Regions from separate parts of the Mus musculus genome. Here all the other regions are linked to region 3. Evidence: chromatin loops called from intact Hi-C (ENCODE). Cell type or tissue: left cerebral cortex. All regions are shown on one strand.

The links. A loop is a pair of places that touch in the nucleus more often than their neighbours do. Peaks named below come from ENCODE experiments on the same cell type or tissue, not always from the same donor. Only the 100,000 strongest peaks of a DNase experiment are listed, where the experiment ranks them.
Region 1: a loop joins it to region 3, with 4 times the contacts of the local background. A loop is called at or near these places in 5 of 42 quality-filtered maps.
Region 2: it touches region 3 in a loop (10-fold over the local background); 13 of 42 quality-filtered maps call a loop at or near these places.

What each region holds. Positions count from the first base shown.
Region 1 is chr6:7,657,340-7,665,339 of GRCm38, reverse strand. All of the region lies in intron 2 of Gm35051 (a long non-coding RNA gene), which reads right to left. Among named protein-coding and RNA genes, the nearest start is that of Asns, 32 kb to the left of the region's middle. In left cerebral cortex, a CTCF peak has its summit at 4,431 (motif pointing right); a DNase peak (open chromatin) is centred at 4,451.
Region 2 is chr6:6,911,322-6,919,321 of GRCm38, reverse strand. No RefSeq gene overlaps it. Among named protein-coding and RNA genes, the nearest start is that of Gm22155, 9.0 kb to the left of the region's middle. In left cerebral cortex, a CTCF peak has its summit at 3,976 (motif pointing right); a DNase peak (open chromatin) is centred at 3,977.
Region 3 is chr6:5,854,302-5,862,301 of GRCm38, reverse strand. All of the region lies in intron 6 of Dync1i1 (dynein cytoplasmic 1 intermediate chain 1), which reads right to left. Among named protein-coding and RNA genes, the nearest start is that of Gm34527, 38 kb to the right of the region's middle. In left cerebral cortex, a CTCF peak has its summit at 3,745 (motif pointing left); DNase peaks (open chromatin) are centred at 2,972, 3,707, 4,783 and 7,695.

The DNA.
Region 1 (8,000 bases), 1.8 Mb before region 3:
GGAGGGGCATAGTGTCCACATTTCAGTCTTCATTTTTCTTGAGTTTCATGTGTTTAGGAAATTGTATCTTATATCGTGGGTATCCTAGGTTTTGGGCTAGTATCCACTTATCAGTGAGTACATATTGTGTGAGTTCCTTTGTGATTGTGTTACCTCACTCAGGATGATGCTCTCCAGGTCCATCCATTTGGCTAGGAATTTCATAAATTCATTCTTTTTAATAGCTGAGTAGTACTCCATTGTGTAGATGTACCACATTTTCTGTATCCATTCCTCTGTTGAGGGGCATCTGGGTTCTTTCCAGTTTCTGGCTATTATAAATAAGGCTGCTATGAACATAGTGGAGCATGTGTCCTTCTTACCAGTTGGGGCTTCTTCTGGATATATGCCCAGGAGAGGTATTGCTGGATCCTCCGGTAGTACTATGTCCAATTTTCTGAGGAACCGCCAGACTGATTTCCAGAGTGGTTGTACAAGCCTGCAATCCCACCAACAATGGAGGAGTGTTCCTCTTTCTCCACATCCTCGCCAGCATCTGCTGTCACCTGAATTTTTGATCTTAGCCATTCTCACTGGTGTGAGGTGGAATCTCAGGGTTGTTTTGATTTGCATTTCCCTGATGATTAAGGATGTTGAACATTTTTTCAGGTGCTTCTCTGCCATTCGGTATTCCTCAGGTGAGAATTCTTTGTTCAGTTCTGAGCCCCATTTTTTAAGGGGGTTATTTGATTTTCTGAGGTCCACCTTCTTGAGTTCTTTATATATGTTGGATATTAGTCCCCTATCTGATTTAGGATAGGTAAAGATCCTTTCCCAGTCTGTTGGTGGTCTTTTTGTCTTATAGACAGTGTCTTTTGCCTTGCAGAAACTTTGGAGTTTCATTAGGTCCCATTTGTCAATTCTCGATCTTACAGTACAAGCCATTGCTGTTCTGTTCAGGAATTTTTCCCCTGTGCCCATATCTTCAAGGCTTTCCCCCCACTTTCTCCTCTATAAGTTTCAGTGTCTCTGGTTTTATGTGAAGTTCCTTGATCCACTTAGATTTGACCTTAGTACAAGGAGATAAGTATGGATCGATTCGCATTCTTCTACATGATAACAACCAGTTGTGCCAGCACCAATTGTTGAAAATGCTGTCTTTCTTCCACTGGATGGTTTTGGCTCCCTTGTCGAAGATCAAGTGACCATAGGTGTGTGGGTTCATTTCTGGGTCTTCAATTCTATTCCATTGGTCCACTTGTCTGTCTCTATACCAGTACCATGCAGTTTTTATCACAATTGCTCTGTAGTAAAGCTTTAGGTCAGGCATGGTGATTCCACCAGAGGTTCTTTTATCCTTGAGAAGAGTTTTTGCTATCCTCGGTTTTTTGTTATTCCAGATGAATTTGCAAATTGCTCCTTCTAATTCGTTGAAGAATTGAGTTGGAATTTTAATGGGGATTGCATTGAATCTGTAGATTGCTTTTGGCAAGATAGCCATTTTTACAATGTTGGTCCTGCCAATCCATGAGCATGGGAGATCTTTCCATCTTCTGAGATCTTCTTTAATTTCTTTCTTCAGGGACTTGAAGTTTTTATCATACAGATCTTTCACTTCCTTCGTTAGAGTCACGCCGAGATATTTTATATTATTTGTGGCTATTGAGAAGGGTGTTGTTTCCCTAATTTCTTTCTCAGCCTGTTTATTCTTTGTGTAGAGAAAGGCCATTGACTTGTTTGAGTTAATTTTATATCCAGCTACTTCACCGAAGCTGTTTATCAGGTTTAGGAGTTCTCTGTTGGAATTTTTAGGGTCACTTATATATACTATCATATCATCTGCAAAAAGTGATATTTTGACTTCCTCTTTTCCTATTTGTATCCCCTTGATCTCCTTTTGTTGTCGAATTGCTCTGGCTAATACTTCAAGTACTATGTTGAAAAGGTAGGGAGAAAGTGGGCAGCCTTGTCTAGTCCCTGATTTTAGTGGGATTGCTTCCAGCTTCTCTCCATTTACTTTGATGTTGGCTACTGGTTTGCTGTAGATTGCTTTTATCATGTTTAGGTATTGGCCTTGAATTCCTGATCTTTCCAGAACTTTTATCATGAATGGGTGTTGGATCTTGTCAAATGCTTTTTCTGCATCTAACGAGATGATCATGTGGTTTTTGTCTTTGAGTTTGTTTATATAATGGATTACATTGATGGATTTTCGTATATTAAACCATCCCTGCATCCCTGGAATAAAACCTACTTGGTCAGGATGGATGATTGCTTTAATGTGTTCTTGGATTCGGTTAGCGAATCCAAGAATATCAATTCTTAATATGTGAATTCTTAATATGTGAATTCTTAATATGTGAATTGGGTATGTGTGAATCTACAGTTAAGTACTTTTCTTGGTTATGTATTAAAAGCCACAACTTCAGGAAATGATCATGCAAATCCCTTTGTCACACTGTCTTGTGATTTGACATGTTACTCAGGTAGTATTTCTGGCTATTTGTTTTCAATCAGTGTGACCCAGGACTGTGCCATACCCAGTGCTCCTTTGTGATTAACATGAACATAACGGTGTGAGAAAATGAACATCTCAGACTTTAAAGAAAAAGTGAGGTGGGGAGCCCCATCTCTGTATTGGGCAACACAATTTCTCATGGCAGTGGGGGTGGGGGGGATATTGTGAAGCAGGTCTACTGTCAATGCCACAATGTATTGATGACCTGGTCAGAAATCAGATACTCAGTTGCTGAGAGGGACCAGGCCCATGTACATAACTGTTGCTGTCTAGAGTTGAGGAGCTATGGACAATGATGAAGGCCACTCAGTCTGTCCTCAGATCTGGTTCTTCAAGGCCAGGTGACACCACTTGTAAGAGAACCCATAAATAGAGATTTCTGTAGAAGTTTGTTTTTTAAGTAATGATTAAAATGTTAGAGAATATTTAGGTCAAACAAATGTCCTGTGTGTTAACAATAATTTACATAATTTAATTAGTGTTTGACTCTAGAGGCCCATGAAATAAGGCAGAACCTTCTGGGTATTTCTGATGAGGGAGTTCCCACTGGCTAGGGGCAGGCCATTGGAAAGGATGCAGCTCTAATGTTGGCCATCATCACCCTTGGGGCATCTGTTTTGCTGGGGAGTCTGGTGTCCTCTATTGGCAGCACTATACTTTAGAAAGGGGATCGTGAGTGGGTGCCTAGAGGAGATGATGACTTGGCCCCATTATAATAATCCAAAAGAGTATCTTATGACATGTCAAAAGACAACCTTCAAAACAGTCCATGAACTGACCTAATTAGAATTTGTTTTCCACTCCAGAATCAGTTTTTATCTAAAACGTAAAACCTCTCTTTTGGGTATGGCAGAACATTTTTTTGTTTGTTTGTTTGTTTTTTGTTTTATGTAATATAGTTCGAGCAGAATAAGGAAACAGTACAACACAGTACAGAGGTCTGTTAACATCTGGTTATCTCCAATTACTTCCCCTTGGGAGGTAAGAGGGGTGGCATTGATTGTATTAGTAATTACTTTCTGTTTCTGTAATAAAATATCATGACCAGAAGGAACTTACAGAAGAAAAAGTTTATTTATTTTTGCATGTGCTTCCGGAGGGAAAGCCTATAATTGTGAGGGAGGCTTGGCAATGGTCAGCAGGAGCAGTAGCCTGGGAGATCATATCTATTAACTGCAAACAGGAAGCAGGAAGAGGAAATGAAGTAGGGCAAGGCTATAAACTCTCAGAGCCTATTCCCGGTAATGTACTTCCTCCAGCAAGGCAGTATCTATGAAAGGCCCTACAATCTCCCAACTGAGAACCAATTATTCAAATACAAGAACCCATATGGGACCAACCTCCATCCTGCTTATCGAGTTGTTGACTATTGATGCTTTCGGAAGTCTGAGTATCACTGGACCCTCTCCCGATCTCTCAGTTCAGATAAGTAACTTAGTTGTGTGCAACTTTAGCATGAATATCTTCCTTGCAGGTCAGTACTTTGGCATCTACATCAGAACATCAGACCAAATGGCTTCCTATATATTTTATTTAGCATAGATCATCACTTCTCATCAGCTAGAGAACAAAATGTATTCTTTCATTTTCATGCTTTCAGTGTCTTGGATCATGGAAAGAACAACTGTTTGAAGTGAATGAGGAGGGATCCAGGCGAGTCTGACTGCAGGATAGACAATGCTATGACAGACCAAATGCCAGTCTGCCTTTATGTTTGGTAATTTATGCTAGAGAGATAATGACAATTCAGAGTAACATCTTTTCCAGGATGACCAGAGCTGTCACATTTATAAAAATTTAAACTGTAGGTAGGAAGGAAGTTTTGGAAATCAGGGTACTGCAGCTGATAAGGCGTGTTAGGGTGAAGAGCCAGTTCCTAGACTTATTATGACTTATTTTCTAAGTTCATTGGTAGCCTTGTGCATTAATATGATATGGCCACTAGGTGGAACTCGTGCTTGCTGTCTCTTTTTTTACACAAGGCAACTAAGACTAATGAAGCCAGTAGTGTTCCAATTTGAAGGCAACCAAACCCTTCTACAAATACTAACTATAATATTGACATCTGTTAACAGTCAGTTCAAACAATACCTCAGGTGAGACACAATAAAGGAATAATTGTCCAACACTCTTTGCTATGATGCTTTTGTGATTTGAGTTTCAGTGAAATTGGCCCTGGACCCTGTCCTCTTCGGGGTGAGTGTGTGTGTGTGTGTGTGTGTGTGTGTGCAGGGGGTGTTATTCCTCCCTTACTTTGTTCATGCATCTAGATACAGTGTGTGGTTGCTAAGCTCCTGTCTTACTTTTGTAGCATCCCTGCCACTTCAGCTAGCGAGCTGACTCCTGAATGAGTTCAGATTATGAGTAACAGCTGAGCATGACACATGGGCAAACCAGCTACAGCATGACTAAAATCCCCCCCTTTAAGATCCATAATTTCCTTTAACTGAGTGAACGTCATACATACGCATTATATACAACCCAGAAACAATAAATAAATAAAGAAAGACACAATCAATCTTGGAACTAAAAAGAAATAGTCATTTTAGTGAGTGTTTTTATAGTGCTTTGGTAGTCATTATTTATACATGTTGTGCTAGTTAGTTTTTATTGTCAATTTGACACAACCTAGAATCTCCTGGTAAGAGAATGTCAATGAAGTACTGCCTATGCATTATGTGGGTGTGTCTATGCAGGATGGTCTAAAGTCAATTAATTGATGTGGGAAGGTTCAGGCTACTGTGGGCAGCACCATTCCCTACACAGGAGTTGTGAACAGTATAAGAATGAGAAATAGAGCTAAGTGCAAGTAAGCAAACAAGTGATTGTGTAATATATTTATTTTTCTCTGCTCTTGACTGTGAATGCGACTTGATCAGCGGCCTATCTTGACTTTCCCACAATGATGGGATGTGACCTAGAATTGCAAATTAAACCCTTTCTCCTCTAAGTTGTTTCTTGTCAGTGTTTTGTTTGTTTGTTTTAATACAGCAGATGAAACAAGATAAGAACACATGTGATTAGCCAGGTATGTTTTTAATATGCCTGCAGTGTTGCAAGGCACCGTGTTAGATTTCTCAGTTCATAAACACTGATGTCTCCAATCTAGAAAACATTGGACAAGATACAGAATGTTTTTTCATCTGTATATGTGCATACAAATGCCTGCAGAGGTCAGAACCTAGTGTTGGATGCCATAGAAACGGAGTTGTAGATGACCGTGAGCCACCATCTGGGTGCTAGAAACAAAATCTGGGTCCTCTGCAAGAGCAGCAGTGCTCTTAATTGTTGACCCATGTCTCCAGCCCAGCCCAACTGGTTTATATATTTTTAAAAGAACTATAATATTTTCCACATATTGTTTAGCATCCTGCTTTGTATTTTGTGCTTTCCTGAGTAATATTCTTAGAATATGTTTCACAACTTCAGCTCTCAAAAATCATAATTTAAGATTCATATTATATTTTTTGACTATGCAGCAATTCATCTAATGTTTCTGTTCTTAAACTGTAGGGTATATATATACATATATATGTGTGTGTGTATACCTTTTATGATGAAAGTGATCATTTGACACATAATATTGCAGATGAATATTTGTTCACATCTGTAGTGATAAAACTGAGTTCCTGAAGGTAGGGTTGGTGGATTAAATGATTTATAACATGGTAAGGTTTGATATCTCTCCTTAAACTTCCTGCATGAGACCTACAAGGATCTGTCTCTATACCCATGGTTCTTTGAATCCTCACCATCAATGAGCATTTTTATTTAAATATAGTTTCTAGTTCTAAAGGTAAAATATCATTGAAAATTTAATTTTGTTTATTATTATTCTGTGCATCACGTGTGCATGCATGTGTGTGTATGTGAATGTGTGGTATGTGGTGTGTGTAGTGTGTTTGTGTGTGTATGTGTGTGTGACAGCATGTGTGCATGTGCTGTGTGTTTGCTGTGTGTGGTGGGTGCATGTGTGGTATTTATACATGTACGTGTGTGTGTGTGTGTGTATGAGAGAGACAGAGACAGCATGAGTATGACATCATGTGTGCTTGTGTATGTGTGTGTGATAGCATGTGTGCACGTGCATGTGTGTGTGTATGTGTGTGTGTGAGTGTGTGTGTGTGTGTGTGTGTGTGAGAGAGAGAGAGAGAGAGAGAGAGAGAGAGAGAGAGAGAGAGAGGAGAGAGAGCACTTGTGTGGAGGTCAGAGGACCACTTTCAGGAGTTGCTTCCCTCATTCTACTATAAGTTCTAGAAACTAAACTTCAACATCAGGCCACTGCAGCCTATTTCACTATTAAAATTAATACCATTTATATCCCTTTGCCTTTGAGCATGGTTTTCTTGTTAATCGTTCTTAATAGTTTTTTTTTTTAATTTGCATTTTTTGGAGATTTTCTTGGTCCTGTTTCTTACTGGTATTAGCTCTTTTTTATTGTTATGAAGATTTTAAAAATGTATTAGTTATTAACTGCAATCATATTTCATTTGCCTTTATTGGATTTCTGTCATGAATGAAATACATTTTACTAAGGTTTCTAAGACTAGATTCACCATTATGCATCATTTACAGGTGAGGCAAGGGAAAGTGTTTTTATGGCTCTAAGAATAAGCTTTCTCTTTACCCTTAGATTTTACCATTTCTTTAAAGGATCATTGGCCAAATACTAAGGAAATTACTGGAAATAATTCAACTTTTACTGGTTCCAGAAATATTAAGCATGTCAGAGAATGTAGAACGAGGACTTACTCAGTCCCAGTACTGACAGCAGTGCCCACCAGGAGAGACTGACTTAGACTACCATCCAAAGACATCTATAAAATACACAGCTGTGCCCACCAGGAGAGACTGACTTAGACTACCATCCAAAGACATCTATAAAATACACAGCAGTGCCCACCAGGAGAGACTGACTTAGACTACCATTCAAAGACATCTATAAAATACAAAGTTGTGCCCAGGTGGCTCATGCCTTTGATCCCAACACCTCTGAGGCAGAGGCACGCTGATCTCTGTGAGTATGAGGCCAACCTGGTCTACTGAGCATGTTTTAGGACAGCCAGGGGTACACAGTGAGAAAAATAAAATCTTGAAATATATAAAAATAAAAAAAGAAAAGAAAGTGTTGAAAAATACAATAAAATTTAAAAATACACATTTGTTTGTTTTGCTTATTACTGAGTTATTTGAGATGACAGCTTACTGTGAAGCCTACATTGGCCCTAACCTTGTGATCCTCCTGCCCCAGCCCCCTGAGAGTTGGGATCACAGGCTGTATTACCCTGCTTAGATTCAAGAAAGACAAGTCTCTTTCCTTGAGACATTTGAAAGCCACTTTCCAGCTTGTATGTGGTCGTACATTTTCCGTGGTGTGTATATAAGCCTAATGGGTGAGAGAAAACACCACTGTGCTTTAAAAACCGAAGTAGCTTGAGTTACACATGTGACCTCCATGTGAGCAGTTGTCCACTTGATTTAGCAAGTTGGTTGCACTAGCACT
Region 2 (8,000 bases), 1.1 Mb before region 3:
AAGGTAAGTCTTGTCCCATGCACATTATTTTTATCACTAATGTGGTCAAATACGCGGCAGAAACAAGAGCCAAAGGATTTATGTCACACTTGGCTTCCAGGGGTGGGCGGCTAGCTCATGCTCACTTGGGCCCATGCACTTGAGTAGAACATGGTGATAGTATGGGCATGCAGCAAAGCAGCTTCTTCATCTCCTGTGGGCAGGAAGCAGAAGGAGAAGAAGGGCCTGGGTACCAAGGATAACCTTCAAGGCCACACTCCAGGTGACCACAGATGAAAACAGGCGTTTCCCACACCACGTTGTAGAGGCAATTCATAGCCACAGTGTAACAAATTATTGTCTGAGGTAAAAGTGTTCCTTTGGCTGGTTCATCTCTCTTCATCATATTAGCGAGGACTCTAGAATTAATCTCTGGTAGATGGAGAGAGCCATGAAGGCCACAGTACAGTGTTCACAAATTGTACTTAAAATGTCAAGCTCAAGAATCTACGTTTGTGGCACTCTCTGAGAGCATATATTTGGGTTTTGCCTGTAAGCATCTGGTAACCACTCCTTCTTGTGGTTATGCCTCACCTGTTAGGAATACCTTTAACAGGATTTAAACTGATAAGATAGATGCGTGTACAGTTCAAGCTACGCCAACCAGAGGGTTTTCTTTCTGGAATATTAATCTGCACCACGTAACAAAGTCTAAAAACAAACAAACAAAAACTATATTCATTCCTGTGGCAATCACTTTACAAACTATCTTCAAATTCCTGATGCCTGTTTTTTTCTGAAATATTCTCTTTAAAAATTAAGATTAAGCTTTTCCTTTCAGCATTATAGATTAAATTGAGTTCATCATCAAATTAAATCTGATAAAGGCTCCTCATTCCTAGAGAGGTATTTGGGTATTTGTCAAACGAATCTTTATGGTTTTATCCACTCAAGACTCAGCTATGTGAATATTTCTGCTGAAGAACTCAACTTTTAAATTAATTTTATAGGTTTTATCCCTACGGGCACATAATAATTGCATGTACTTATAGGAGAGTCTCTAATGTTTCAATACATATGTGTGATGTGAAATCATGATATTTGACATATTCATTGCCTCAAATAGTTATAATTTTTCTTTTTAAATGTATTTGCTTTTATTTTATATGAGTGTGGGTGTTTTGCCTAGATGTATGTCTATGTGTGTCCTACAGAGGCCAGAAGAGGGCATCAGGTTCTTTAACACTGGAGTTACAGGTGGTTGATAGTCACCACGTGGGTGCTGGAAACAACTCAGATCCCCTGCAAGAGCAGTAAGTGCTCTGAAGCACTGAGCCAGCTCTCTAGGTGACAAATATTTATAATTTTTAATAAAATGTTTTTGTTAACTTTTGAGACTGCAGACACACATATAATGCATGACTATGAGATTCACACACCTATAATATAATGTGTGTTGATCAGATTCACTTCCTACTCATCTCCCTAACACCTACTCCATCTCCCACCCTCTCTCAACTGCACCTCCTTTGTTGCTCTTGTTTCATAATCACTGAGTCCAGTCTGTGCTGCCCATCACTCATGGATGTGGGGCCATCCCTTGGAGTATGGTCAATGTCTTAAAAAAAAAACAAACAAAAAAAAACTGATTCTCTCTCAGCAGCCATCAACTGTCAATAGCGCCTCAGCTTGGGTGGGGCTCACAAACTCCTTCCTTCTCCGTTCTGTAGTGTTGACTATATTGATCGTATATAGGACTTCTGCAGACAACCACAGCCCTGCCAGTTTACAATGCTGCAGTTTTGTCATGTCAGCAATATTTCAGATGGGCAGTGATGGCACACACCTTTAATCCCAACACTGAGGACACAGAAGCAGACAGATCTCTGAGTTCGAGGCCAGCCTGGTCTACAGAATGGTTTTCAGGACAGCCAAGGCTACACAAACCCTGTCTCTCTTTACAGGAGAAAAACATGCAATATTTTGCCACACACACACACACACACACACACACACACACACACACACACCTGCCCACCCCCCACCCCCGCCAAATCTTAAAACTAATGCCCCTGATTAGTGCATCTCTGCAGTTCTGTATATGTGTCTGTATGGGTTTGAATGGCCCTTGGTGACAGTAACTACCTTATTGGACTGGAGGGGTGAGAATTATGCTAGAGGTGAAGAAGCACACACATTTCCGCCATTATTTCCTTCCTTGAGAATTACTGTGTTGCCAGGGTTTTCTCTGCCAGTTTTTTCATGTTCGGCTGCCATCATGGCAGCTGATTTCTTTATCCCTAACTCTGAAGAGGCATTAGGCCTTGCCTGAAACGAAGGTTTTTATAATATTTAATCTTTTTTCATCTTCCTTTGCTGAAGCTTAAGTCCCATTACTCCTGGTCCTGTCCTTGTTGACTAATGAGGATAATTGGTCCTTTCCTCCTGCAAACATCCTTTTATGTGTTTCGGAGAGTTATTACGGTTCTTTCCAGTCCTCTCCTCTCTAGGCGGAGCAGGCCTGATTTTCATAACCTTCCCTCACAGGGCTGATTTTCCAAACCTTTGATCATTTCGTTCTTCCCCTCTGAACTCTCTCCAATTTGTCTGTCTCTTTCAAAATGCAGTGCCCAGGAAAGAATTCAACCCTCCTCCAGTTGAATCCTAACCGATATGGCCTTAACCTGGTCTGAGTCTCCTGCATATGTAATGATCTACACATTACTTACCAAAGTTCTTTCGCAGAAGTTCCTTTCATTAAAAAGAAAATTAGGAATCATAATTTAGCATTTAGAACAACTTAATTTGGCATTCCTCACAGAACCTACATGATAGTACATAATGGGTATTTAAAAAATGGTGAACTGTCCAACAATAGCAAACAGAATTTGAGTCAAAGAGGTAACATTTTCAGACTGGATGACCTTCCTAAAGACAGTGAAAGAAACTTTTCAGGTATGAAAGAAGAATTCCATATTATTCCATGTCATTTACCCCGTAATAGAGTATCCAGTGTATGTAAAAGAATGTCTTGTAATGCCTGGAGAATCTTTTAGGAATAAATTTTTACACCTCAAGCTGATATATGGCTTTTCACTTCAGTTTAAAATTATAGGAGCAGTTACCAAAAACTATCGTCCATAAGCTAGTCAAACAAAGAGAGTTAAGCCTTTCTGCTGAAACTTGAGAACAAATTAAGGATTGCCTAGGAGAGATTATGTTTTCCATGTTTGTACTGTTAGTATTTATGAAAATACCGAAAGCAATCTCTGATTTTGCAGTTTTTAGTCACTAGCATATGAGACCAGCATGAGACATCAGTAAAGCGGCTTCACCCTTCATTGTGTTATACCAATTGTGAATCAACAGAGTTGGGGAGTAAGATATGGCTCCATAGACTAGATGAAGATAAAACAAGCTTTGAAGACGGGCGTTAAAGAAGAGAAGAGGGACACAGCCAGGAGTGGAGAAATGGTGAGAGTTCCAGAGGGCACTGGGCAAACGGACTTGGCTGGAGTAGAGAAATGAGTTGAGGGTGGCTTGAAAGCCAGACAAGCGTGAGGGAACTTAGTGTGGTGAGGTGTCTCGGAGCTGCTGAGAGACGGATGCAAGTTCCTCTTTGGGGAGATCTGCCTGGTGGTAGCCTTCTGGTGCTGATCGTGGGGGCGGGGCTGGACAAGGCAAAAGCGGCTTGAAGCAGCTGAGAGCATTCTACTCTTCACAAATCCTGCTGGGCTGTCAGACTTGTACTTTTAAATGTGTGAGCCCAATTATCCTCTTTGGACTATCCTACAAGGAGACTTTTAGAAAAGTCAAAGAGATACTCAGACTTAAACATCTGAGTCCCAGTCCTCACGGCTTTGGAGCACACTGGAGATCCTGGGGAGCCGTTTTAAGGTGGATATTTGTAGTGTCACCTTTAAACACTTAACTCTAATAGGACTCTTTCTGAAGGGACCCTTCAAAGGAGAGGGAATGCAGTATGCACGACCACTAGATGTCACTGTTGCTAGGCTACCTCAAGTTTAGAAGTACAGTATTCAGAGAGCTTGAAGAGTCTTCAAATCAAAAGGGGGGGAAATGTAAGTTTATTATACTTGCTGCCAAAATGCTTGTCACCCCTGCTCTCTGCCACCACACACACACATCCATATTCTTCCTAAAAGGCAAATTCAAGACACTCGTCTTGAGGGTTTGTGACGATGTCTAAAACTAGTATGTTCCAATTGTCCCCTTTATCCCCTGGTGCTAGAGACTGAGACCCTAGGCTCCACCACTGAACAATAGCCTCTGCCTCTTTGTGATTTTTATCTGGAGCCAGTGGCTCACTAAATGACTGAGATTGCCCTTGAACTTTCTCTGGAGCACAGGCAGGCCTTGGACCTGTGCTGTGTGTGGTGATTACAGGCTTGCACCACCAGGGCCAGCCTGACTTTTGTCACAGAAGCACCCTCTTTTAAGTGCTGTGTTCTCTGTGGCTGTGTGAAATGAGCTCTTGCTTTTTAAGCAGTATTCTTGGCCATGTTGCCACTGTGGAGTAGTCCCTTTGCAAATGACTTCTGAAAACATTTCATATGTTCAGCTCTGACTTGGGGTACTTGGTTTAGTTGCATGTGTCCCAGGTTCATGGCTACAGTAGAATTCCTGAGTCCTCTGTGGGACTGTCTCATAATGCAGCTTTTACTACAACGGAGACCTTGAAAACCCAAGTCACATTTTATTATGTGTTTACACAGTCCTAATTACCACACCATTAAAAATATTTTAAATATTTCAATTATTTTATATGTTTAGACTATAGACTATGGTCTGAACATAACAACCTGTAATACCATGTTTGGGTACCTAATAAAAGCTCTTAAGTAGCACAGTATGTACTCTTTGTAAATAAACACTGTATAACATACCTTATGAAATATTTAAAAGCCATCTTCTCTAGTAACTAAATGTTATTAAACCAAAATTCTTTCCCCACTACTCTCCCATATTGCTTACTCTTCCCACTGCCCTAATAGAATGCTCTGACAGAAACAATTTGCAGGGAAATGGGAAGGATTTATTTTGGCTTAGAGGTCCAGGAAACACAGTCCACTGCGCTGGGGCAGGCCTGGAAATACACAGAGGCTGACCACACTGCACCCATCCTCAAGATCCAGAAGCAACCACTAGCGCTCAGCTCACCTCCCATGGGTCTTTTCCCCCCAATTAACCTAGTCTATAAACTCTCTCAGCCGTCGTGAGGCTTGGCTCCTGGACCATCCTGTCAAGTGAGCAGCCCATATTAACCATCACATCCTGTAAGATAAAGCCTTTTAGGTGGCTCAGCAGATAAAGATGCTTCTCATCAAACCTGAAGACCTGAGCTCCATCCCCAGGAATCTCATGCTGGGAAGAGAGCCCAGACTCTGCATACTCTAAGATACTAAGATACTCTAAGATACTCTTCAAAGTGATAGGCAGTCAGCTGCACACTACACTAAGAGAAAGTGAATACGCCCATGGTTTGGTTTTTCTTCCTAAGACAGGGTCACTCTGGGTAGCCTTGGTTATTCTGAAACTCAGTATGTAGGCCAGGCTGGCCTCAGACTCTGAAATCTACCTGCCTCTGCTTTTCTAGTACTTGGATTAAAAATGTGTGCCACCCCCATTGGACACACAAACTTTATACGCCCCAGTACAGGGGAACGCCAGGGCCAAAAAAATGGGACTGGGTGGGTAGGGAAGTGGGGGGGGGGAGTATGGGGGACTTTTGGGAGAGCATTGGAAATGTAATTGAGGGAAATACGTAATAAAAAAATATTAAAAAAAAAAGAAACCTCATTGAAGAGAAATACACTGCCTTAGGAGAGAAGAGCAGGTGATGTCTCAGCACAGCAGAGAAAATGCAAGATAGAGCTGGTTTCAGTTGCAGCCTCATTTCCAAGACCAGGCAAGAATCTCAACCTGACTTATTTTGTTTACCCTGGCCATTATTTAAATGACCAATGCTTAATTTTAATGAAAAAAAAATGTGCTCTATAGCTCACTATAGTCTATACCAGGGTCAGCAAACATTTTCTGTAAAGGGCTAGATAGGCAAATGTTGCAGGCTCTGGGGCCCATGTGGTCTCTGTCTCAATTTCCCTAATCCACTGTTGTAGAGAAAAGCTGCCATAGTTGTGTACTCTAATAAAGCTCACTCTGTCTGTCTATCTGTCCATAATCTGTCCGTCTGTCTGTCTGTCTGTCTGTCTATCTATCTATCCAACCATCCTCTGTCTGCATACCTGTCTATTGTCTATCTAGTCTTAATTTATACGTATGTGTGTGTTTGGTCTGCATGTATGTCCGTGTACTACACGCATGCCTGGTGCCTATGGAAGACAGGAGAGGCTCTAGGATGATCCCTTGGTATTGGGTTTACAGGTGATTATGACCTTTCATGTCAGTGTTGGGAAATGAACCTGCAAGAGCAGGTCTTGTCTGCAAGAACAACAAATGGTTTTTATTCATGAGTAATCTCTCCAGCCCAACAATAAAGCTTTATTTATTAAAAAAAAAAAATGTGTGCCACCAAGCCCAGCTTAAACCCACAATTTTAAACCCTGGGGTTTTTCTCATCCTGATTTCTTGAGATAACAGAAGCATTTTCATTTCTGATTCAGCTTCTTACTGTAACTCCTTTAAGGAGCTAAAAGAATATATATATATATATATATATGTGTGTGTGTGTATATATATATATATATATATATATATATGTATGTATGTGTGTATATACATATATGTGTATATGTATATATATGTATGTATAAATATATGTACATAGTCTTATTAGTTATGCAGATACTAACTATATGTAATAATTTCCTATATTAGTGTCTGTATATGTATGCATGAAGAGAGAGAGAATTAAGCTAGTCAAAATGGACCTGGGGAAATGTGGATAAGAGTCTGTTGACCTCAGATACAGCACCAATGACAGAACAAAGAAATGTTCCACCATCATCTAGCTTAAGAAACCAGTGAGTTTATTATGATTTGCTTATACCGCCCTGAAAAGCCCACCCCAGTGGGCGTGATGACCACAAAAGCCCCATCTCTGCAGCTCTTCCCATGCCTCGGCAGCTCAGCTGGACACAGTCTCCTTTCCACAGCAACTGTTACTGTTTACATAACCCTGGAGAAGGGTCTATGAATCCTGCAAGCTTCAGGAACTTCCTAAATCTTACAAGTTCTGTTAGCTTCTTGAACCTTGGTTCATTTTGCTTCCTGAGTCTTAACATTTAGAGGAAACAGCTACATAAAAAATAAATAAATAAGATAAAGATGAATTATTTCTTAAACTCGAGAAAACATGTAGACCTTTTTGTTTACTTCTGTACATCAGGTATAAGTTTTGTTTTTGCTTTTAATTAACTTTTTAAAAGTTTACGGATGCTCCTAAACAGAGTTGGATGTATTTCCTGAACATTGAGATACAGATATTGCTGAATCGCCACCCAATTATTATTTTCTAGGTATCTGCATCTTGAGGTGACCCATCTGTGATTTTCCCCAAAGAACAAAATCAGTGACTCTGTCTCACACCATGCCTTCAACACAGCAGACAGATTCAGTGGGATGTAGAGAAAGCAAAAGATAACAGAAAAAAGCCTTCAAGATGACAGACAGTATGTGCGGCCAGCAGAACACAAGGCTCTGCATTGGATGGTACAAGACTGTACAAGATTGCAGGGGCTGTACGAGAACATACCCTCTTCCTTCCTCTCATCCTTGTCAGAGAAAACTTTCTTTTTTCTCCATCTCACCTAAGTCACCACAAAGGACAGATTCAGGCTGATAAAGCTTTGAACTGTGCCCATGCAACAAGGAATTGAAGTTTACCTTTCTGCTCATACCATACGTTCATGTCCCAAGAGTGTGTGAGAAATAGACATCAAGAGCTGTGATAAATGCCCTCCAGATACTTTGCAAATATCATGCACTGTAATGTATTCCTATCATATATATCCCTATATTATGAATATTCAGGTATACAG
Region 3 (8,000 bases):
TCTTATAATATCACACGTGCTATTGTTACAGGGCCACAGACCTCAGCACAAATGACTCCATGATGCGAGTGCCATTCAGGCTGTAAAACCTCAGCATGCAGACAGCATCACCTGCCAAAACTACAACAAAGGCTTAATCCAAAAGTCCACAGCTCTGGGAAAGTCTCAAAATGTAATCAGCTTGCTTTCTTTTTTTTTTTGCTTCTGGTGAACTCTTCTTGTTAACTGGAGTATGTCAACCCAGAACACGGTGGTGGTGGGGTGTTGCTGAAAAGCTCAACCTGAGAAAGGTTTGGTGCTACACTGGGATCCCCAAGCCCCTTTATAGCCGTCAGCTGGCTGGGTAATAAAGACCTTCTATTGGCTGAACCCATGTCTGAGCAATCTTCTCTGGTGAGGACCCCACAGCTGGTCCCAGGGCAACTGCTGTTGCTGGAGTGGACCGTGGCCTTTGGGCTGAGGTCTTGCCCAGTTTCTTGGCCAGGAGGTCACTCTTTTACCCCATTTCCCACTCTATGCCCTTGGTCAGGAGTTATCTGAAGGGTTGCAGGTGGTGTTTCATGGCCTCCGAGACACTGTCTACCGAGAAGCTCCTGTCTATGTCCTCTTGGCTCATTCCAGCCTTTGTCTCATGCAGGGTGAACATCTCACACTTCCAACACCACCTGGAATGTACTCCATTTCTGTGTTCCCAGTTTATTCTTAAAGATTCACTTTCAAATATGTTAATCCATTGTTCCGTTCTTGTGTCCCATCTCTCCCCAGGTTGTACAAGAGAAGAACATGCCGTTTTTCATGCTGATTTTTCAATGCTTTTAAACATCAAGGCCAGGTCTTCAGGTCTGCCACATGCTGTCTGTCGCATATAAAGGCATTGGTTGAGCTTGTCCTTTCTTGGTGGACAATCACGTGCTTAGCATCCATTGGTTTCTCTTGTTTCCAGCACTGGCTGCTACAACTTTCCACAAACAGCCAGCCTCACACTCTTTTTCTCTGACTTTGCTTCATGCATTTTCCTCCAAACACTGCTTTGTGAAAAGAGACCTTTTTTTTTCTCTTTTTCTTTTGCAAACCTCAAACCTAACTAACCCCGTTTGTGAAATTAACCCATACTTATAGAAAGAAAAATGGAAATCTCATGGCATTTACAACCGAAATTAGCATGACAAGCTTTTAACCAGCTAGCCTGCAGCCAACTTGTCTCCTGTTGAAGGAACATTGAGCCAGCCATCAAACCTCATATCTAGATCATGTTTTGACTTATTTGAGAGTAGTGCAACTCAGAGACAACATCTCTTACATATTTCATTAGAATTCACTGCTAATTTCCTAGGGTCACAGCCTCCCATAAATAGATATAGAAACACAGCAGAGTTAATATTGAGGAGCCACTACTGCACAAGAATTGAATAATCATTCGTGGTTATTTTGGGGTCTCCTGCTTTACAAAGGAGCAAAGACTTTTGTCTCTCCCATCTTGTCCTCATGGTGCAGTTTCCAGGACTTTGAGCAGTACTCACAAAGTCCTCACAAGAGTGAAATCTGAGAGGCTCTCATGTTAAAACAGAAAATGCAGGAATCCAGGGAAACGGAACCTGTTTCTTAAGTGAAGATATGCAAACCGTGGTGGAAAGGAGAAATAAATTAGGATGGGGGTTTGTGAACACAAGTATGTGTTTGAAATAAAGACTTTAAGATGAGCAAGCATAAAGGGGAGCAAGACGTCAGCTCTAAACACATCTTCCCGTGAGGGCCCCCGGCAACCTTCTCTTCACCTCTGCGTTAAGCTCGCTTTCTTTCCTAAAGGATTTCTTTGGCCACACAGCAACATACTGGATAAAGAAAGCCAACTGGTAGAAGATGCACGCACGCACGCACGCAGGTACGTAGGCACGCACGCACGCGCACGCACACCTGCTGTTTCCCTTGCTGCATCTGCATCCGTCCACACCTCTGTCATTGTCCTCCTGAGCTGGAAGCTGTCTGCCAGGACTTGGAAGCACTTCAGCTGTAAGGAGCTTCAGGCGATAGAAGAAAAGTTAGACGAGTAAGGGAAGACTCCAAGGGAAATCTACAGTAAAGCCATGGGGGCCGGGGGTCACATCAGGGCTTGGTTGGTACTGACCACAGAGCTGAGAGAGAAGGTGTAGAACATGCGTGTGGGTGTATGAGGGGCTGTGAGAAGAAGATGGATGAAAATTAAGTTAGCTGGCTGGCCGTTGAGTGAGACGGGAACTGAAAAGGACTCATCTACAAACCAGAAAAGCAAGCAAGGTTTTATTTTCTTTCCCCTTCTTTCCCCACCCCCACCGTTTGAGAAAAGAGACATGAAGGCAAAAGGTGAGCTGAGCTCCCTAAGGCCACCCAGAGAGTTCCCCTCAGCTCCCCCTTCTCTTGAAAAGAAAGGTTTACTTTAGATACTCAAATAGACATTTTCAAATGTTTCTCAATTCCGAAACCTCAACCACCGGTCCCCGTGTTTACCGTTGAGGATTGCACAAATTTCCCCTGCTCCTGTAGGCTTCATCTCAGAGACTGATTGATAATGCTACTGCAGCCCCCAGGCCAGGGGGGCAGAAGTTTCTCTGAGCCTACAGTCGCTAGCTAGTGGACACACTTTTCATGCCATGGAAGGACAGACAGACGGCTGCAGCCAGCTACGAGGCCAGCCAAAAGTGTCACCTACCAGCTAGTGCTCAATGCCCGGGGGGTGGGGGGGTGGGGGGTGGGGAGAAAAACCACATGAAGCAGAGCTCAGATGCCCTGGGTGGGATATGCCCTGGGTGGGATGCATCAGATGCCTTCCGCAGGCACGACCACGACCCGCACACTCAAAAAGATGAACGGCGGTCACGTGTCGTTGCTTGGCTAGTGTCTGTTTCAACCTAACACTTTGAACATACACATGGTCCGGGGTGTCTGGCGGGCGGGGGAATTGTGCAGAATACGAGCTGGGGAGGTTCCAGCGTTTCTTGGTAAGAAATGCTTAGCTGAAGCATTTTCTTTGGAAGAGGTCTTCGCAGTGTGTTGGCTGGCTAATTCAGTTTGCAACGGTTTTTACATGGCGGTTTATAAAACACAGAGGGACTGTCAATAGTTCATCTCAAAGAATGGAGGTGCGAGGCAAGGGTGGAAAGTTCCCTTTGGATCACTTCAGAGAGTCTCCACAGGGTGTCAAGACACATCTGCACCCTGGGAGAATGCGTTTGAATCTGCAAAAGTCTTACCTCCAAGCCTTGTACTTCTCCCCTCCCCCAGCTTCAACCTCCCCACAGACCCCTCCCAGCCCACAGCTCGGGAGGCCAAGGCTACATAGATATTTTCTCATCATTACACCAGGTCAAGGGATAACTGGCAAGGCCAGTTGGAAAGTGAAAGTGTAAACAGGTTTTTATTTCCCCCTTCTTCTGGCTCTCCATGAATAGAACTTTCACATCAGAACCTCAAGCTGATGGAAAAATTAGATAATCACACTCGGTTACCTTAACCTCCCAAAGTCATCCTTACTGTGGGTCAGTTAAGGGCGTCTCAGACACGTAAAGAAAAAGCAGTAGCCTAGCTTTATTCTTGGTTTTTGGGTCGAGGTAGCAAAAGACACGAAAAGACAACTTTGAAGTATTTCATCCAATTTTCTCACTCTGATTGCTTTGACTAAACTAAAATAATTTCCATGTTTTCAAAAGAGCTGAAATCAGGGTGCCAGCGGGTTTTCCAAAAAGCGAGCTAGCAGCGCCGCCTACTGGCTGTTTTCTAAACTAATGCAGGATTTTTAAAAAAAGATATTATTTTGTATTTATATAGCGCCGTCTTCAAGAAACTTTTAAATGCTTTACAGACTTCCTCTCTAATTAATCCCCGCAACAACCGTGTGAGGTAGGCATTACTCCCATTTACAAGAGGGACACTGAAGCACAAAGAGGTTAACGCAGGATTGAAAGCGGGGCTAAGAAGGGTTTAAGAGATAAGAGAATGAATGTCCAAGAGAAGACATATGCTAAGGAAATTACTTGTACTCACACGTTACAAGTTAAATGAGAAACTTTAGCTATTTCTAAATGTAATGTAAGTCTGTCAGAAAGATGAGAAAATGTGGTTTATAGCATGCAAATGTCTACTTTATCTTTTTAAAAAACATATAAACACTCAAATTAAAATTCTTCTTCATCAGCAACTGTACAAATAAAGACATAGTGATATTCCTGAAATTCACATAATTTAAACCAATTTCACACCCATTCCCTAGGATCTGCATACAAATCCCCAGTTTCACATCTAGAACAATAACAAGGAGCTTTTTACTGGTCCCGAAGTCCCAAAGCCCACAACCAAGGGACTTTAAATGGAAAGTATTGTATACACACACACACACACATGTATATATATATATATATATATATATATATGCATATATATGTGTGGTGTGTATGTATATATGTGTGTGTATGTATGTATATATATATAATTTATATATATATACATACATACATATATATATACATATATATACACACACACACACACACACACACATATATATATATATATATATATATATATATATATATATATAGTACTTGAGCAAGATTTTTAGTTACAACTATTCCCATCAGTGACTGCTCCCTCTTAAATAAGTATTTCAAATGTGGGGGATCAGTGTAACTCCTAAATGCTCTGTCAGGCAGGCAGAGTGCTACAGCTCCAGGCACATCCTCCCAGAGACAACAGCTCGAGGCTTTCTGGGTGCACTGACTTAAAGTAGCAAAAGCAGTTGTATACTTTCTCTTCCTGTTGGGGAGTCCAGTCCCCTGCCGCCCACCTTTCCTGTTACTGAGTGAGTGAGCTGCCAGGCACTTTATTTCCTCTGCCTGTGAGCTGCACAGGAACCCGTCCTGTGCCCTAACTGTTGTTATCATGGTGTGTATTGCTTGTATACACATTTGCACACATATATCTACCCGGCTTCGCTGTGTGCCCACCCTCCACACTCTCTCTTGCATCCCCGATTCCCCTCTTTCTCTGTGCCTCCTTAGCACGCCTCGGCAGTGCAGAGTCTTTTTATTGGCATGACACACGAAAGCTGAAGAGCTACTAAAGGAAAACTGGTCAAGGGGACTATTCTGACATTGCTGGTGTAGGAAGCTGCATACATAAATTTACAGAGTAAAAAGTAAAACCTTTAGATTTTAATTTTTTGACAAATAAGTATTCCATTCTGTGAACCCGTGACTTTCCCTTGACTGATATCTATCATAGAGCCATGGAAAGAAACCCACATTGAATATTTGATAACTTCTCTTACCTTGCTTCATACTGTTTTGTAGAGATGTATAGAAATATAACACCCTACCTGGGGTCTAGAAAATATATGTTAATAAGGAAAGTGAAGGACCAGAGAGACACATGGTCAAATACCAACATTTCCTCTACACAGGTATATGAATTTTTGCCAGCCACAGCCTTTTTCGGACTTGATGTATAGAGACCAGCTGGAGCTTCCAGAATACAGAATTTAGTGAGGGACAGCCATCACTATGTATTGGAAATTAAATGTTTATTCTCCACAGATTCCTTTGTGAATAGAGAAAATACTGCTTTCTGAATTAGGAAGTGCTCTGCTATCAAGCTAGCACTGAAGGGAGTAAATGAAGATGAGCGTTCATGTTTCCTGTCTCATTTGAGACATAGGATTGTTCTGTCCAAGGTCATGAATGGGTCTAGGGCTCTCGAGGGACACAGCAGAAAATGAGGTGCTGTGAGATTTCTCCTTTCCTCACAAATGAAAAACAAAAGTCTTTTAATCAAAAGGAAAGCAGTAAATTAAGAAGTATGTGAGTGGCTTATCTGCTCAGTCTCTACTTCAGATCCTGACTGCCAGACTGTTGCCCTCTCAGACATGTCTTCTCCAGGCAGAGGCTGCAACGCCATGTGCCACAGCTGGGCAAAGGCTACAAGGCCATGTGCCACAGTTGGGTATGGCTGGCACCCAGAGAGAGAGTACATTCGTGAGCTCCATGGAATTTAAGGAAAACATGAATTAACACAAGCGCCAATTCCTCAAAGGCAGACTTCATTCTCAAATTGCATGCCAGCGGAGCCACTAATAAATTATTAGGTATCTTCATTCTGAAATGCTTGTCCAACATTAACTAATTTGACCATATGATATTTTCAAAGGGGTAATTATCATTCTCATCTCGCAGATGGGGAAATAAATCAGAACGATCATCACATTTAAAAGGGAACATTATTTCATATTGTGACTAATATCATCTTCAGTTACTAATCTTATTAAGGGGTGAAAATGTTCTATCCACACATAGGAATGGCACAGCTGACCTAATATGGGTAAGGCATGTCCTTTGAACGTCCTATTTCAAAAATTTCCTTTTCTTAATCTGCAACCCACAAAATCATTACAAGCATCTTATGAAAACAACCAAAATAGAAAAGAATACACAAGAAGGTTGGGAAATTCTTTCTATGGAAACAGTAGGGGATGTGTAGGGATAGCAGCCAGGCCCGTCCTGCCAAGGGAAGGACTCCAGGCTTCCCAGAGCAGAGGAAATGAGCATAAGCACACGGCCATGAGAGGCAGCGAGCTTGGGTTGTTTTTCTCCGGGAGTGACAGATTAGTGCTTCTGCCTGCTGTCTAGCTCATCTGACAAATGCAAAGCAGGCTGGGGCTAACATCGAGTCACAAAGGAACCCTGATATTTCGGAGTTCTATATTGGGGCATCTAATAGACTATAGACAGAACATAATTTCAAAGCTAATCTCTATCCCAAAGATTCACAGATAATATAGAACATCTGTGTTGTGTTCAATGTTGTGAGTTACCTACACAATTTAAAGAGTGTGGTAGGGTGTACACAGGTAGCATCCAGACACTACACCATTTTTTCTGTAGGGAACTTCTGCATGCCCAGACCTAAGTGTCCAAGGGGGCGGGGTGGGGGGGAGAGCCAGTTCTGAAACCAATTTCCCAGGATACTGTGGGATATCTGTATATAGTTCTGGCCACAGAACAGGTCAAAGCTGAAAGGCTTACAAGTAGGGCACATGCACGATTCAAGTGAGGATTCGAGTTTCTCGGCTGCTGCTCCATGGATGGATATTGGTTGTGATGTGCAGGTTTTTGTTTGTTTTGAGTTTTACTTATTTCATGTATATGAGTACACTGTAGCTGTCCCTGGCACACCAGAAGAGGGCAGCAGGTCCCATTACAGATGGTTGTGAGCCACCATGTGGTTGCTGGGAATTGAACTCAGGACCTCTGGAAGAGCAGCCAGTACTCCTAACTGCGGAGCCATCTCTCTAGCCCTCATCTGATGAGTGGAGACCTTAGAACAGTTTGGATGACATCTTCACGGATTGCCCAGCCCCAGAGTCATGGGCTTTGCTACTTATCTTTCCCCTGACATGGCAGAAATGGTAGACAGAAATAATAGAAGGGATGAAAGACTCTGTATTCACGATTCACAGTGTTTCAGTCCCTTGTGACAGGAAAGCCACAGCGGAGCAGCTTGATTCCTGGCAGGAGCAGGTGGCAGGGGTTGTTCCCATCACATTGGAACAGGCAGTGGAGAGAAGAAGGAACTAGGAGCCCGGATATAGCCATCAAGGGTTCTTTGCTGGTGACACATTTCTGCCAGGGAGGCTGCACTTCCTGAAGGTTCTAAGTCCTTCCAAAGTTGCTCCGCCAGATGGAGAACAAGCTTGGCTATGAGCCTGGGTGGGGACATCTCAAATGCAGATCAGAACAAGGAGCGCCCTTGCTAGTCTCCAGAGTGCTCTCATCAGCCGTGTGTAACTAGTTGATGTGAGCTTGAAACACAAGCCGCACCTTTTCTCCTTGTTCATCTTCTTGGCCGTGTAGACCTTTTGGCACTGTGGCTCTCCAAATAGTGTCCCTACAAAGTGTTGTCCTGAAACCTACTATGTGCCCATTTTCTCAGGCCTCCTGTGAAGGATGGGTCTCAGCAGTCGGAACTGAGGGAGC